Regions from separate parts of the Homo sapiens genome. Here region 2 is linked to region 1. Evidence: chromatin loops called from intact Hi-C (ENCODE). Cell type or tissue: PC-9. All regions are shown on one strand.

What was found. Peaks named below come from ENCODE experiments on the same cell type or tissue, not always from the same donor. Only the 100,000 strongest peaks of a DNase experiment are listed, where the experiment ranks them.
Region 2: a loop joins it to region 1, with 9 times the contacts of the local background. A loop is called at or near these places in 4 of 110 quality-filtered maps.

Annotation. Positions count from the first base shown.
Region 1 is chr7:116,439,781-116,447,780 of GRCh38, reverse strand. The region is part of intron 1 of CAV2-DT (CAV2 divergent transcript); the gene reads left to right. Among named protein-coding and RNA genes, the nearest start is that of CAV2-DT, 56 kb to the left of the region's middle. RefSeq lists an enhancer at 4,104-5,303. In PC-9, no CTCF peak of the experiment used is centred here; DNase peaks (open chromatin) are centred at 170, 4,520 and 5,470; H3K4me3 peaks cover 2,411 bases; H3K27ac peaks cover 4,950 bases.
Region 2 is chr7:116,313,116-116,321,115 of GRCh38, reverse strand. LOC105375463 (a long non-coding RNA gene) reads right to left here. Exons shown (of 7, transcript XR_001745336.2): 4 at 4,606-4,684; 5 at 1,357-1,475. Among named protein-coding and RNA genes, the nearest start is that of TES, 110 kb to the right of the region's middle. RefSeq lists enhancers at 3,648-3,797, 3,898-3,977. In PC-9, no CTCF peak of the experiment used is centred here; DNase peaks (open chromatin) are centred at 2,995, 3,655 and 4,085; H3K4me3 peaks cover 1,052 bases; H3K27ac peaks cover 3,223 bases.

The DNA.
Region 1 (8,000 bases):
GAGGTATGATTTGTATTTTAGGAATTGTTTGCACAGTATGCAGACAGAAATACTGAGCCCAACTTTTACTTTTTCTTCAAGTAGGACGTCAAGTTTGTATATAGTTTATTCATATCTAAATCCCTGTTTTTATTAAGTTGCCTTCAGTGTCTTGACATAAAGATTAGTTTCATAAAACTTGAGCTGTCTAGTTAAACCTGTTTAATGTTTACTTTGCATAGCAAGCAAATCCCTATATTTCTAAGAGGGAAGTTTGTGTGCCCCTAACTAGGCAAAGAAGAAAAGATGAGTTAGGGGTAGGGGAAATACTAAAGACTCGATTTTATTATTATTATTATATTAATTATTTAAAAAGAGTTTTAAAATTTTGATAGCTTTTGGGGAACAAGTGATTTTTGGTTACATGGATGAATTGTATAGTGGTGAAATCTGAGATTTTAGTGTACCTGCCACCTGAACAGTGTATGTGGTAATCAATATGTAATTTTCTTCCCTCGCCCTCCTCTTACCCTCCCTCTTCTGAGTCTCCAATGGCCATTATACCACTCTGTCTGCCTTTGCGTACCCATAACTTAAAGACTCGATTTTAGTCCTGACTCTTCTGCCAGCTTTCTTAAGTCAGTTCGTGAACTGACTTAAATCAATTCTTGTACACTTATCCTGTACTATGTTTCAGGAACTGAAGTAGAGAGACAAATAAAATCCCTTTCCTTAGAAAACACACACAGCTTGGTTTGGAAGGCTGGTAAGTACAATCCAGTGTCTGTGACAATACGTAAACAATGTGACAATACACACATCACCAAAAGGGGGTTTGGGACAGGATGCTTATGTCCTGGAGGAAGGGATATCCTACTATATATATAAGACACCTTGGCAGAGGTGGATGCAAGTTTAGTGGGGTCTGAAGCTTATACAAATTTTTTGTGTATGTGGGGAGAGAGGGAGTGGTTTAAAATAAAATGAAAAAAATTAAGTACATGGCTTTGGAAGAGAATGGTGGTGAAGTGCCCTGCTGTCTTAGCTTCCTTAGCTTCAGGGTAAATCCCCCATCATCTCCCAGGGGAAAAAGTAGAAAATGTTCTGGGAGTCAGAGTTTGAGAAAAAAACTGCCATCTAGGAACTTTCCAGTACAGCTAGCAGTACAGAGTGTCAGTGCTGAAGGGAGACGTCATCAGAGGGAGACGTAAGGAGGGACAGGATCTTGAAGGATCTAACATAACTAGGACTTAGACGATCTTTCCTCCAGAATTCTATCTGAATATTACAGGAAACAACTGAGGTATTTTTTCTCTCTTTTAAAGAAATTTAATTGTGGTAAAATACACATAATAGAACAGTTGCCATCTTAACCATTTTTAAATGTACAATTCAGTAGAGTTAAGTATATTCATATTGTTGTGCAACCAATCTCCAGAACTCCTTTCATCTTCCAAGACGAACTCTATACCCATTAAACAACTCCCCATTCACGTTTCCTCCCAGCCTCTGGAGACCACCATTCTGCTTTCTGTTTCTATAAATTGACTCCTTTAGGTACCTCATATAAGTGGAATCATAGAGTATTTTTGTCTATAAAGCCAACCTCTCCAAGCTGCCTGATCTCAATGCATTCCATATGAACATTATTAAATCTTTCATTATTTGTCCTATTCTAAATATAGTTGATGTAAAGAAATGACTGAGTACTGTTGATTTCCGTTCTATTCCAAATTTTAATTAGAAAGTGTTTGTGAGAGTTTAAACAGCATAGTTTGTTCCCAGAATTTTATCTCTTTTGTATCTTTTGCCCTAGTGACAAATATGCAAGACTTGTTTCATTTATGACCTTGTATGGTAGCCCCTTTGGTATGGATTAATTTGTTTAATGAGATGTTTAAGAAAGACAGCTGGTTAACAAATTATTTCCTCTCATGTATTTCCAAATTTGCGTTACTTAAAAGATGGCCTTGGAAAAAGGTCCTCATGAGTTTGAGATTTTTCTAGTGAATGCCAAAAGAAGTCTTGTTTATGGCCTGATTCTTCAAGGACACAGTATCTTTTTGTTTAGTATGCATCATTTTCAATATGATTTTCATGGCTGTAAAGGGGAAGCACATTATTTTCGTGTATTAATAGAGGCACCAAGATAGAAACTGAGAAAGGTGTGAGAACGTCTGTTATGTTTTCTAGCATTTCATAGTATGAAACCTTAAGACTCACATTATTAGTTAAGCCTTTGTATAATAACAGAAACTCACCTTTTGCCAAAATTATTTAATTATATATTGTTCATACCTTAATTATTTGATGAATGGATAAGGACGACTAGAGGCAATACCGTGAAATGGAATTTTGGGGGCATCTTGCTTACTCTTCGTGTGTCTTACCCCTCAACTAGCATTCGGGTGACCTTATGATTTTTGCTTCCACCCCAAACACACCCTTCCCAGCTACACCCCATGGCGTGCATTGTACCTACGATGGTACAATGCCATCAGCCCTTCCACTTTTAGGAATAGTTCCATTCCAGGCATTGTCTGATGCCAGGAACCTGCCAGGGCAGAAACAGATATGTTGAATGTTAACGTTTGATAGTTGTTTAATGTGTTATTCCTCTAGGTGTATTTCTATTTTTGTATAATAATGCTTGGAAAGGAAATACATACCTCATTCTAACAGGGAACTTGCTATCTGAAATGAGGATATATTTTTGGCAGGAAGTAATTTTACTTATAATATTATATAGTCAACAAATAATTGCATGTATAGGATTAACTGTGTGTGGTGCTTTCAGAAACTTGGTTAGATGACATTAGAAAGGGTCTCAGAAAATAGTATATAATACATGTGCTTAGGACTCAAAAATAAGTAGAAAGAAAAAATTAAGTTACAAGTACTTCCATACTTTCTCCCTCTGACCACGTCTATAAGAGAAATCTGAATTTGTTAGCTTGGTCTTTGTAATTTCTAAGAGATATGTTGAATCTGCCATCTTGGTTCCTTGCTTTCTGTGCCATAAAATCAGAGAATGGGGAAAGGAGAAGCAAGGAAGGGGTATCTGCACTAGAAAGATTTATTCAAGGGGGAAAAAAGAAAGACTTGAGGAGAAAGCAAAAGAATGGAGAGAGGTGAGGAGCTATACAAATTTTGTTTGGAGACTGAATTTAGTGGGAATTGAGAGGAAAAGGGGGAGAGTCTGATATTTAAGACAGATGCAGGGTGCGGGAGATATGGAAAGGAATGGGATAAATGGAATTTTAAGAAGTGTTGCTGTAGGCAACGATTGGACAACCTTTAATATCTTTCAAAAATGCAAACAAATATTGAAATTTCTTTGTGTAACTGCATCATGTTTTGTTTTGTTTTTGTTTTTTGACTTTGTATTCTTCATCTCCAACTCGGAATCAGCCACGTCTCCAAAAATTCATGTGTACTCTTAGTGAATAATGGTACTTTGAAACTGAGATCTGGGTTCTAGATGTGCTATGCTACTGGAATGTCCTTGCTCTTTGCCCCTTCAGCATATACCTACGCTGAGTATTCTAGTGTGCCATAATAAAAGGATGATGCAAGGTACTTAAACTTGTCTTTTGGCTTTGGCATAATGTAGAGTGAGGAAAAGAGAAGTTGTTTTAAATATATGACTTATGACTTATGTATGCTGTTTATTTGTATCTTTCTATAGCTGTGCTGTCCAAAATGGCAGCCACAGCCACATATGGCTATCTAAATTTAAAATAAAAGTTCAGTCCCTCAGTTATACTAACCATATTCCAAGTACTCAGTTATGACATGTGGCAAGAGGCTACTGTACTGGGTAGAGAGTAATAGAATATTTCCATCATCAGAGAAAGCTCTATTGGATAGCACAGTTCGACAGAATGCTGCCTCGTAAGGCAGACAAGTATATTTATTGGGAATTGTGTTTGTTCAGCTGGTCTTCGGAAATCCACAGGTATAGAATTATCACCAACCAGAGCCTTAATTCAACAGACACTGATGTGTATCTTCTTTTGTCACATTGGCTATTTTTCCCATTCATATGACATACTATATAGATCACTGCTTTGTTCCTGTGAAATATCCCTGTGGTTTTAAAGACCCTAATAGTTTGAATGACTTCCACTTATTGCAGACTTCACTATGTTCCAGGCGCTGTGCTAAGCACTTTATTTGCACTATCTCACTTAATCTTTATAACAACTTTATGTTTTAGATTCAATTAGTATTTTATTTAATCTTTACCTCATTTATAACAACTTATAACAACTTTATGTCATATGTACTATTAATATCTCAATTTTACACGTGGGAAAAGCAACATGGAGAAGCTAGGTCACTGGTTCACAGTCCCACAATAGGTGAGGAGTGAAGCCAGAATTAATTGTGGAAGAGTAAAGGTAGTGGAAGAATATGTATTTTTGATACTCCCTATGGGAAGCTTTCCAAATACTAAAACTTGGAAAAGGCATTGTTTTACTTTCATGAACAGAAATGCACCACAAAAAATTACACAGGCATTAGTCACACCTTTTTAGATTTCAGTTATGCATCATGCCTTAGTCACACAAATTCCTGATCTGGGAGTGTTTGTGGAAAAATGTTTATGCCCCCTCCCTCCTTCACCTCTCTCAGATACCAAACTTCCTTTCAAATTCCCAGCTTCTCAATAACAGAGTATCTTCCTAATTCTGGCTCAGCATCACTTTCCACACCTAGGACCCCAACACACATTCTTTACTCTTTTAACAATATAATAAAAAACTATTTAAAGATAATTTACATGTTAATGTCTCATACTAAATATGCATATCCATGTTTTAAAATTGTTTATTCTAAATAGAAGAATTTCTTGGGCAAATGTATATATTCTTTCCTTTAGAAGGTTTCACATTTTTTATTGGCATGTATTGATTTTACTTTTTGCATTGACTGTTCCTCTACCATTACACTTTCTTGTACTCCTTAACATTATATAAAAAGTATTTCAATGGTTTCTGAGCTCTTACATTTAACAGTGGAGTAGAGGTTTTCTTTCCTAAAGAAGTGACCCATCCGGGCCGGGTGCGATGGCTCACGCCTGTAATCCCAGCACTCTGGAAGGCCGAGGCGGGCGGATCGCGAGGTCAGGAGATAGAGACCATCCTGGCTAACACGGTGAAAGCCAGTCTCTGCTAAAAAATAGCTGGGCATGATGGCGGCCGCCTGTAGTCCCAGCTACTCCGGAGGCTGAGGCAGGGGAATGGCGTGAACCCTGGAGGCGGAGCTTGCAGTGAGCCGAGATCGCGCCACTGCACTCCGGCCTGGGCGACAGAGCGAGACTCCGTCTCAAAAAAAAAAAAAAAAAGAAAAAAAGAAGTGACCCATCCGTGAGGAAGCATAGTGGTCAGAGTCCTGAAGCTCAGCGCACAGAATCACTTTCTTGCTGTTTTCTACCCTTCAAATATTGCACTTTCTCCCTATCATAAAATCTGCCTTGGTGGCATCACCAGCTCAGGCTTCATCAGACCTGTTTGGAAACAGGTTAGACTGAACTGACTGCCTAAAGCTCCTTCAGATCTATATTTGTAATAAAGATTAACGTCTGAAAAACATATTTTGCCCAGCAAAGGCAAGCATCACAATATTATTGTGACATGTTTTTTCTTAGATGTTGAAGAAAAAAAGTTTTAAAAGATCCAGAAAGATATTTATAAAAAGAATTTAATAAAATTTCAGAGAATACTAAAAAAATTAGGCATAGTTAGAAATAAAAGTAAAAGAACAAAGATTTTACTGTGGCCTTTGGCCTCAACTAAAAAAAGTGAACTTGCCCTCTTCAAAATGCTCTTCACTTATTATATAGTCGTCATATAAAAGAAAAAAGACTGCAGGGAGATTCCATAGGTTCAAATCACTGAACTCTATATTTAGAGACAAAAACAGGAGAACTCTCATAATTCCAACACGAACCAGAAGTACAATAGTTTTAGAATCACCCAAATTTCCTTTGATATTCAGCTACACGGAGATCTGAAAGAATTTTCCGATCTTACTTATTTTGGAGCTGCAGCTGGATAATTAAACACATGTGGCAGAAACAGGAAGGCCTCATTTCCTCAACATTTTCCCACTCTGCTCTTTAAAGGGAGTATGAAAATATTTTTGTAAAAGGATGGGATTCCCTGGGTTTCCTAATAGTTGAAATGAGTTAGTCTACACTAAAGTGTTACGCTTCTCCCCTCTGGGTAGAGTACCTGTTTCTGTTAATTCAGTTTTCTTTTTTTAATTTAAAGAAATTCTTGGTAATTACTTATTGAGTAAGCATATTAATATGTAAAATGTAGTAGATTATTGTGAGATCACAGTAGGTCCATTATTAGCTATTGAAAGACTCAGAGGAAAAATTAAACAAAAATTAATCACTAATTACCTTCTATTTAGAAGTGGATTTCTACTTCAAAGTAGCATCACCTAACTTAGGAGAATTTATGACTTGTTTTTCATTTTACTTCTTTGCATTTTCAATTTTGCTAATGATGAATTTTTGATATTTGTGTGATAAAAAAGGAGGAAGAACAAGAAAATAAAGCATTTGCCTAATCCATTTTGCTCATGAGTCAAGGAGGGCAGGAGCTAACCCAAGGGCTTCAGTCTGGCCTTCAATACATCATTCTCTCTCATAGATAGGGTTTTTGCCATTTTCATCACCATCTAGATCAGTGTTGTCCAACAGAACTTTCTGTGATGATAGAGACATTCAGTATTTGTGCTGCCCAATACTCTAGCCACTAGCCACATGTGGCTATTGGCTATTGCACATTCTATAATGTAGCTAATTTGACAGAGGAACTGAATTTTAAATTTATTAATTTTTAATTAATTAAGATTTGTATGTCATGTATGGCTAGTGGCTTCCATATTGGGCAATGCAGACCTGGATTTATCCAAAACAAAAATCAGTCTCGAGCATCTAAAAAGTGTACCACAATTTGTGATTACACAAAACTGCATTTATTTACATATTTATTTAGACACTATAAGATACTAAGATTCTTACAGGATTTCATTGCATTACTCTTAATTACTCTTTAACTAATAGTGTCACAATGCAATTCTAGCTTACCTTTGACAAGTATGGCGTTTGATTTTACATGCCTCAGTATATTCATTTGTAAAATGAAGACTAAAATGAGTGCCTACTTCACAATGTTTTTATGAAAATTCAAGGAGTGAACACATATCAAGTGCTTCAGAAAGTGCCTGGTTCATGGAAAGTACTATGTAAGTGTAAGCTAGTATTACTAAAACAACTAGGCATTTGAATTTATGAGTAGAGGCCCTTTAATCATTATTATTATTTCTGGTAGGTGCAGTGAGTTTTAAAAAATCATAAGAGAGAGAGTCAGGGAGAGATAAGGGCTGAACATTGAGAAGTGGCTGAGGTCATGGGGAATAGACTAGGCTATGAATAGAATTCATGCTACTCCCAGAAGGCCAGTGGACATTGTTCCAAGACATATTTTGACATATTTGGCTAGTAGGTTGGTTTGTATTTTTTGATGTTAAGGAAAGGGGGTCGGCGGTGGTAGGAGAGAAACAGCAGTCTAAATTGCTAGTCATCTATCAATTTTTTAAAGTAAGTTTCATGAAGACAGAGAACATATCACGTATCATGTATCTCCAGCACCCTGTGCATTGTTGGTAATCTACAAATATTCACTGGATGAATAAATAGAAAGACTTTTAAAAGAAGCAGGACATTGTGGAGAGTGTGGCCTCATGCGTTGGTCTGAACATTGTACTACATGACCTTTAAGGTCTTCCAACTCTAAGATTACATGATTTCATGTATAAACAACACTTGATATTTTAGTTCCAGCCAAAATGTCTAGATATGAAGCTAATGTAATTTCCTAGGACTCTAAGCATTATTTGCTATAGCCACATAAGAAGTAGTGTTTGATTTAAACAAAATTAACATAAACGTGCTAGCTGACTTTAATATGGAATCCTGTTTCAGGATCAAAATGCATCAA
Region 2 (8,000 bases), 130 kb after region 1:
CCTATAGTTTTGCTTTTTTTCAGAATGTCATACAACTGGAATCAAGTAAAAGTATGCAATCTTTTATTTTATTTTATTTATTTTTGAGGCAGAGTCTTACTCTGTCACCCAGGCTAGAGTGCAGTGGCACGATCTTGGTTCACAGTACCCTCTACCTCCCAGGTTTAAGCGATTCTCCTGCCTCAGCCTCCTGAGTAACTGGGATTACTGGTTCCCGCCAGCAGGCCCAGCTAATTAGCTATTTTTAGTAGAGATGGGGTTTCATCATGTTGGCCAGGCCAGTCTTGAACTCTTGACCTCAAGTGATCCACCTGCCTCAGCCTCCCAAAGTGCTAGGATTACAGGCTTGAGCCACCATGCCCAGCCAGTATGTAGTCTTTTAAATCTGGCTTTTTTTGCTTGGTATAATGCACTTGGCCATGTTGTGTCTATCAGTAGTTCATTCCTTTTTAATCCTGAATAGTATTCCATTGTATGGATGTACCATAATTTGGTTATCCATTCACCTGTTGAAGAACATTTGTGTTGTTCCAGTTTTGGAAGATATATAGAAAAGCTGTATAAACTTTTCTATATCTGCTTTTATGTAAATAAAACTTTCATCTTTGAAGTGGCAATGCTAGATTGTATTGTAGGTAAATACTTAACTCTTTAAGAAGCTGCTAAACTGTTTTTCTAAAGTGACAATACTATTTTGCATTTCCATTAGGAATGTATGAAAGTTTCGCTTTTTCTATGTGATCATCAATATTGTCAGTTCTTTTGATTTTAGTAATTGTAATAGGCATGTAGTAGTATGTCATTAGGGTTTTTCATTTGCTTCATAACTAATGAACTCAAGGGTCTTTTCATGTAATTATTTGTTATATGAATATCTTCTTTGGTGAAGTGTCAACTCATGTATACCTACGTAACAAACCTGCACATTCTGCAAATATATCCCAGAACTTAAAGTAAAATTTTTAAAAAGTGACCAAACGAAAATAAATTTTGTCCTTTTTGTATTACATTGTTGTTTTCTTAGTATTGAGTTTTGAGACATCCTTATATATCTTTGTTATAAGTTCTTTATCAGATAAATGATTTGCAAGCATTTTCTCCCATTCTGTGGCTTATTTTTTCAAAAGGTACAATAATTTAATTTAGATTTCACTTTTAGGTATTGATCCATTTTGAGTTAGTATTTGTATGTAAGGTATGCTTTAAAGATCTCTCTTTCTTTTGTTCCTCCTTCCCTCCCTCCTTCCTTCCTCTCTCTCTTTTTCTCTCTCTGCATATTGTCTTAGTTTACTAGTGTTGCTATGATAGAACACCCAAGACTGGATAATGTGTAAAGAACAGAAATCTATTTCTTACAGTTCTGGAGGCTGGGAAGTCCAAGGTGTCTGCAGATTTAGTTGTCTGGTGAGGGCCGTCCCCTGATTCCAAGATGGTGCGTTGTTGCTGCTTACTCAGGAGAGGCAGAACACTGTGTCCTTATATGGTGGAAGGCAGAGGGCAAGAGGGTCAAATGTTGAGTGAAGCTCCTTTTATGAGGGCCTTAATCCCACTCGTAATGGGAGGAGCTCTCATTACCTAATAACCTCTGAGAAGACCCACCTTTTAATGTCACTGCATTGGCCATTAAGTTTTAACACCTGAATTTTGAAGGGGACATATTCAAACTATAGGACATGTGGATATCAAATTGTTTCAACACCAATTGTTTCTGCACTGAATTGTCATTTCCCATTCAGTTTGATGCTAGCTATAGTATTTTGGTTATTTGTTTTTTAAATGGATGCCTTTATCAAGTTAAGGGAATTCCCATCTATTCCCAGATTACTGAGTGCTGTTCATTCTATCATGAATCTATATAGAATTTTGTCAATTATATTTTCTGCACCTATTGAGATGTTCGTCTGTTTTTTATATGGTGAATTACGTCAATTTATTTCCAAATGTTTGCCCTGCACTCTCATAATAAACCTCATTTATTCATGATGTATTATTCTTTCTATATGTTGTTAAATTTCATTTGCTATAATTTTCTCAAGGTTTTTCGTACCTATGTTTATGTGGGATATTTAATGTTGTGTAGTTATCTTTTCTTGTAACATCTAGATTTTGGGTTAAGGTAAGGCAGCCCTCCCAGATAAAGTGGGAAGTATTTCCTTGTCTTAAATTTTCTGGAAGAGTTTGTGTATAATTGGTTTTATTTATTTACTAAAGGTTTGGTACAATTTAACCATGAAAACTTTGGTGCCTGGAGTTTTGTGTGTGGAGGTTTTTAGCTATAATTTCAATTTCTTAAATAAATGTGGGGCTGTTCTGGTACTCTCTTTTTCCTCTACCTGGGATTTCCTCCATTCATTGCCTACCCCTCCCTCCCACTCAACAAGAGTCACTACTACAAGTCCTTTCAGATCAGCTCATCTCTCACTTTCCCAAAGCTTTCCCTAACATGTACCCCTTTTTCAAGGTTTCCTCCCTTATGCCAACAACACCCTGTGCATGACTACTATTGATTTTATAGCAGCATATAGAGAATATTAAAAATTCTCTATATGAAAATTTTTTCTATTTGTGTGTTTTCTTTCCCAACAGACTATACAATTGAGGACAAGAACTATGTCATTTTTATTATCATGTCCTTGGTATCTATACAAATAAAACATGGATTTACACATATTACACACTGCATCTATTACATAAGCATGCAATGAAGATATAGGTTCATATGTGCATATATATGTATATTTACATTAGATATGTATATACATACTTTAACATACATGTAACTGTATACTTTATGTACTTATATGTATATAAGTAATTCACCTATATACGTATATGTAAAAGTCATATATGATAGTCATATATATGTAAAAGTCTGTTTTTGCCAGTTTTTTAAAACAAAAATCATCAGCATCATAATTTATTGAAGTCGACTGCCCTTTCTTAACCTTATGAGATTTAAAAAATGTTTGGAATTTTTTTTAAGCCCATGAAGTTTACTCTTGTGAGGAAAGCCAGGTTGAGGGCAATGGCATTTCCACATTTTCTGGGGCTTAATTGAAAGAACATAGAGAGAGGGCTGGGTGCAGTGGCTTATACCTCTAATCCCAGCACTTTGGGAGGCCGAGGCTGGCGGATCACCTGAGGTTGGGAGTTCAAGACCAGCCTGACCAACATGAAGAAACCCCATCTCTACTAAAAATACAAAATTAGTCAGGCATGGTGGCGCATGCCTGTAATCTCAGCTACTCAGGAGGCTGAGGCAGGAGAATTGCTTGAACCCGGGAGGCGGAGGTTTTGGTGAGCTGAGATTGCACCATTGCACTCTAGCCTGGGCAATAAGAGTGAAACTCTGTCAAAAAAAAAAAAAAAAACTATATATATATAGAGAAAGGTATGTATCAAGCCTGTTAATGACCACGGGCCATCTGTGTAGTCACACAAAAGTGTCTAGTTTTCTTCCACATTTCTATGTGTCTTCTTTAGCATTTTCCTTTCTAAAAAACAGGCTCTATAACTGGGCACACTTGAACCCCACAATTAGTCATGGATGTGGTGATTCATCAGGCTGGCTTCTAAGTGCAAGCAGCCCTGGCCTTTCTAAGCCTTGACTGTTGGCAACTCTTTTTTCCCCGCTCTGAATCAGACGTGTATTTGTTTGAGTAATCAAGAAAGAACTGTCTGTCTTGTGACCTTAGAGGCTGGTGAAAGGGAGCAACTGAGTGTTTTTGGCACAGGAAGGTTAGTGAACAATGCAAATCTGTAGATCAGAGAGCACGCTGCTTGGCTGCTGACTCTGGGCAGACTTGAATGTCACAGAATGCTCTGATTGCCGGCAGGGTTTTTCACCCTCTGCCGAAAGCCATTTTAATATAAGCAGAATAGATTTCAGGTATTCCAGAAACCATTCTTAAACTTTCACTGTGTTCATGTTGTTAAATTCTATACCTTCTATTAAGACTTGCAGTCTTTCTGAAATGAGCATTTTGAATCTGACTGTGATAAGAGCCAGTGAGAGACAGCTTTACACATGGATGCCACTGGGAAGAAAGCACATCAAGTAACCCTGCTGAGGAATGAATGAATCAGCCTAATGCAAATTAGGTGAGAAACTGGACCGCACAGAGGGGATGTTGAAACCATTTTAGAGATGAGTGAGAGGGATGATAGCCAGTGAGTGAGCCCAAGAACTTTGATGACAATGAAGGCAGAAGAATCTGGTGGACGCAAAGGATTCACTTCTTATAATGAATTCACTCATCCCATTTGCCTGTTAATCAATGGGTGTTTTAAAGATGCCAGTTGGAGGAAGTCCAAGTGTTCAATTTTAAAAATGCCTATTAGATTAATTACAAGAAAGTCTCTCTCTCTCTCTTTCTTTCATCTGTCATTTTTTCTCTTGTTAGGGGTATGCAGGAGGTCTTCTAATAGACCAGAGAGAGATACAAGCCACAATTCGGGAAAATATCCCAGTAGACTCCTCTCTGCCTTATGTTTGGCATTCTTGAAATCTACGCTATCTGTCTTGAAATCTTTGAACAATGTACAATAATCTTATGCTTGCCCAGGGAAACCTGTTCCATTAGATGAGGTGAGTTGGTTACATACCTTCTTTGACTTGTGTTCCCAAGTGATCTTATTCCAAATATGACTTGGGGACACTTGTATGTGCCGTTCTGATATTGTCCTAAAAGGAAATTATTTTGGAAGTAAAGCCACTGATAAAATCAGCTCAGGAAAATGCACTTTGCAAATATGAGAATATAGGCATTATTAAAAGCCATGCTATAAAAATACCAATGGTTATTTTTACTGAGAGTAGTGTTAAATTTATGGGAGGCTATTGTTTTGGACTAAGCTCTTGCACTAGGCCCAGAAGAACAGACCAAACCAGAATGGAATCACTAGTGCTAGGTCCCCAAACTGGACTTTAAAATCAGCCAGTTAGAAAACAAACAAAAAAACCCCCAAAAAAACACAAAACAACAACAACAAAAAACAGATTCACAGCAATCAATTAAAAGGGGCCCAGTCAACCTGAGCTGACATAATAAGAAAGTCCCCTGGCTCTGCTTTATCCTTTTAAAGAAAGTAACTTTGAAACAACCAATCGGCTTTCTGTTCCTGTTTCTGCTTTCTTCAGGCTTTTCTGCCTATAAAGCCCACTGCCTCTCCTCAGCTTACTAGCGTGCTTTTCTGTTTCATAGATGGGATACCGTCTGATTAATGAATCACTAATAGTTTAGATCATTAAACTAAATTTGTTGAAATTTTTATTTTTTGACAGTAGTTACACAAGAACAATAAAATACCCTTAAGAGGAAAGTGAGAATATCTCATCCGAGAAATGTGAGACAGACAGAAAAAGGTTTAAATAATTGTATTCAAAAGCATTATGTAAACGACAAATAACACATGAAAGTCTAATCTGAAAGGAATGGGAATTAATGTTATAAAGGGAGACAAACAAAAATCAGGTTTCTTTCCACATCTCAACATGGAGGATTTTCCTTTACCCTGGCCTCCTATTTCTGTGTGCAGAAACTTGCTTCAACATGTCAGTCCCAGCTCTAGCTGTCCTGATTCACTCCTCCTTAGAGGGAATGAGCTCACCGGGCAGACTCTGCCCGGTGGGGACTGTCTGGGGAAGTCCTGTCATTCCCCGGGTCTGCGTTGGCATCACTGCTCTGACAGTCTCTTTCAGGAGTTACGTGTTGGAGGCCAGTGACGACTGCAGATCTAAAGCCACATTTTAAAATCCACTGTCTGTGAGGCAGTGGTCTGACTCCTCTTCTCTTTTTCAATTGGTTCTGATTTTAGTTAGGAAAGGAAATGGTTGTTTGTAGACCTACTAAAGTTCCAATAGCTGATTATAAAACAAGATTCTATGACATGCAAGAGTATATTGGAGTCAGAAAAATTAAATAGAATTTATTTTCCTGAGAAGAAACAAACTGAAAAAAGAAAAACCAAACCTCTTTATGTTTATTTGTTTGTACCGATATACGACATCAGAAAGGCAGCCGTATAAAAGAGAATCAGGCTGGAGGGAGCTTAAGCCTCCACTAAATGGGGATTGATTGACCAGAGAAGAACTGGAACTATTAAAAGGCCTGAAAGAAGAAAAGAATTATGAATTTTGCTCCTCTCTCCTTCCAAAAAAAAGTAAATGCACATGTTTGAGAGGGAAGCATGGCCATAGATATTGTGATGCCATGGGGAAATCGATTTCAGGCTTTAAATAAGGATCCATCACTGTGAGAGGCCATGAAGCTGTGCCCAAAAAAACTTCCTGGTGAACCAGAGGAGGAAGTGTTCTCTATGGGTAGGAGAGAGCTTCATTTCAGAGAAAAGAAGGAAGGACTAAGAGAGTTAGAGGCCGGAGGGAAAGAAGGGACAAGTAAAGGGAGTGGAAAATGGGTTGACCAAAGACAGGCAGAGCCATTCATACGCAGATCTCAGATGAAGCACTATTTTCATTTGGACTAAGAAAAAAAAATGGTGACTTCTTAACTCTTATAAACTGAGCACTACTCATTGAAAACCCTGGTATCAGTGTGCAAGAACTCGGTAGGGACTTTAGAATGACCATGTCTTTAGCTAAATAACAAGTGACTGAAATTCAGTCCCTTCCACAGCTGCTTTATCTGGCAAACATGTCTTCTCCTCCACTACCAGCCCCCCGGATAAAATACACCTGGCCAACTCCTGCTCATTCAAAACTCCATTGAAATGGCTTCTCCTTCAGAAGGCTTTCCTCATCCCTTTCAATTCCCATTCCCCTCACCAACCTTACTTGTCTCCTCTCAGATTCTGACTGGCTGGCCCAGGGTTTAAGAACTTCAACTCTACAGTCAAAACAATCTCTGCAATTTGCTGTCTGCGTGATCTTGGGCAAGTTATTTAATCTCTCCTTAACCTTAGTTTCTTCATGGATAATAGCTGGCAAATGATAGTATATATTCCATAGGGTTGTTGTGAGCACTAAATAAAATAATGTACATGGAGTGCTTGACACTGTGCCTGGACACTGCCTGACAGTGCCTGGACTCAGTTAAAGGTGGTCATAATTACTGGGCCAGTCTTTCCCCTTCCCTACATGGCATTTACCACATTCCCTTTCCACTGTCTATCTGCCTATCTATCTGAAGATCTGTTTGCATGGGGACATTGAATTGGAAGTTTAATTCCTAGTGCCTGGTACATCATGAGGCTCCATAAATGTTTGTTGCATGAATTCGGAGAGTAAGCCTCCCCATTCTCTACCATAAATGATACTGATGTCTGTGGTTGTATTTTAGAAAGGACACATTAGGCAAGAATCTGCCCAAGTCAAGCGATACCATTTTCTATTCTTTAAAAATATCTGAAAAAGGAGATTCTACAAACTCCTTTAGTAACATTCTACAGTCAACACTTTCTCTAAGTCAAACATATGCCTCCATTTTAAAATGAAAGACTAACTCCTAATTTTTTATATCAGTTGAAAACAAAAACATCTGCTTTAATTCCCTGTATTCTCTCATACATGTAAACATTCATATTGGCTGTTTATCATTCTCTCCTTATTAAAACAAACCTATTTCTTTAACCTTTTCAAATAGTCTTTTCATGCCTTTTAATAATTGTCCTTCTGAAAAATACTGTGTCATAACGCATAAAAACAGTGAGACAATTTTTGCAGTCTCAGAAGTGGTTCATTTAGGCTGGAGGCGGTGGCTCACTCCTGTAATCCCAGCACTTTGGGAGGCCAAGGGCAGATCACCTGAGGTCAGGAGTTCGAGACCAGCCTGGCCAACATGGTGAAACCCTGTCTCTACAAAAATACAAACATTAGCCGGGCGTGGTGGTGGGCGCCTGTAATCCCAGCTACGTGGGAGGTTGAGGCGGGAGAATCGCTTGAACCTGGGAGGCGGAGGTTGCAGTGAGCCAAGATGGTGCCACTGCACTCCAGCCTGGGCAACAGAGTGAGACTCCATCTCAATAAATAAATAAATAAATAA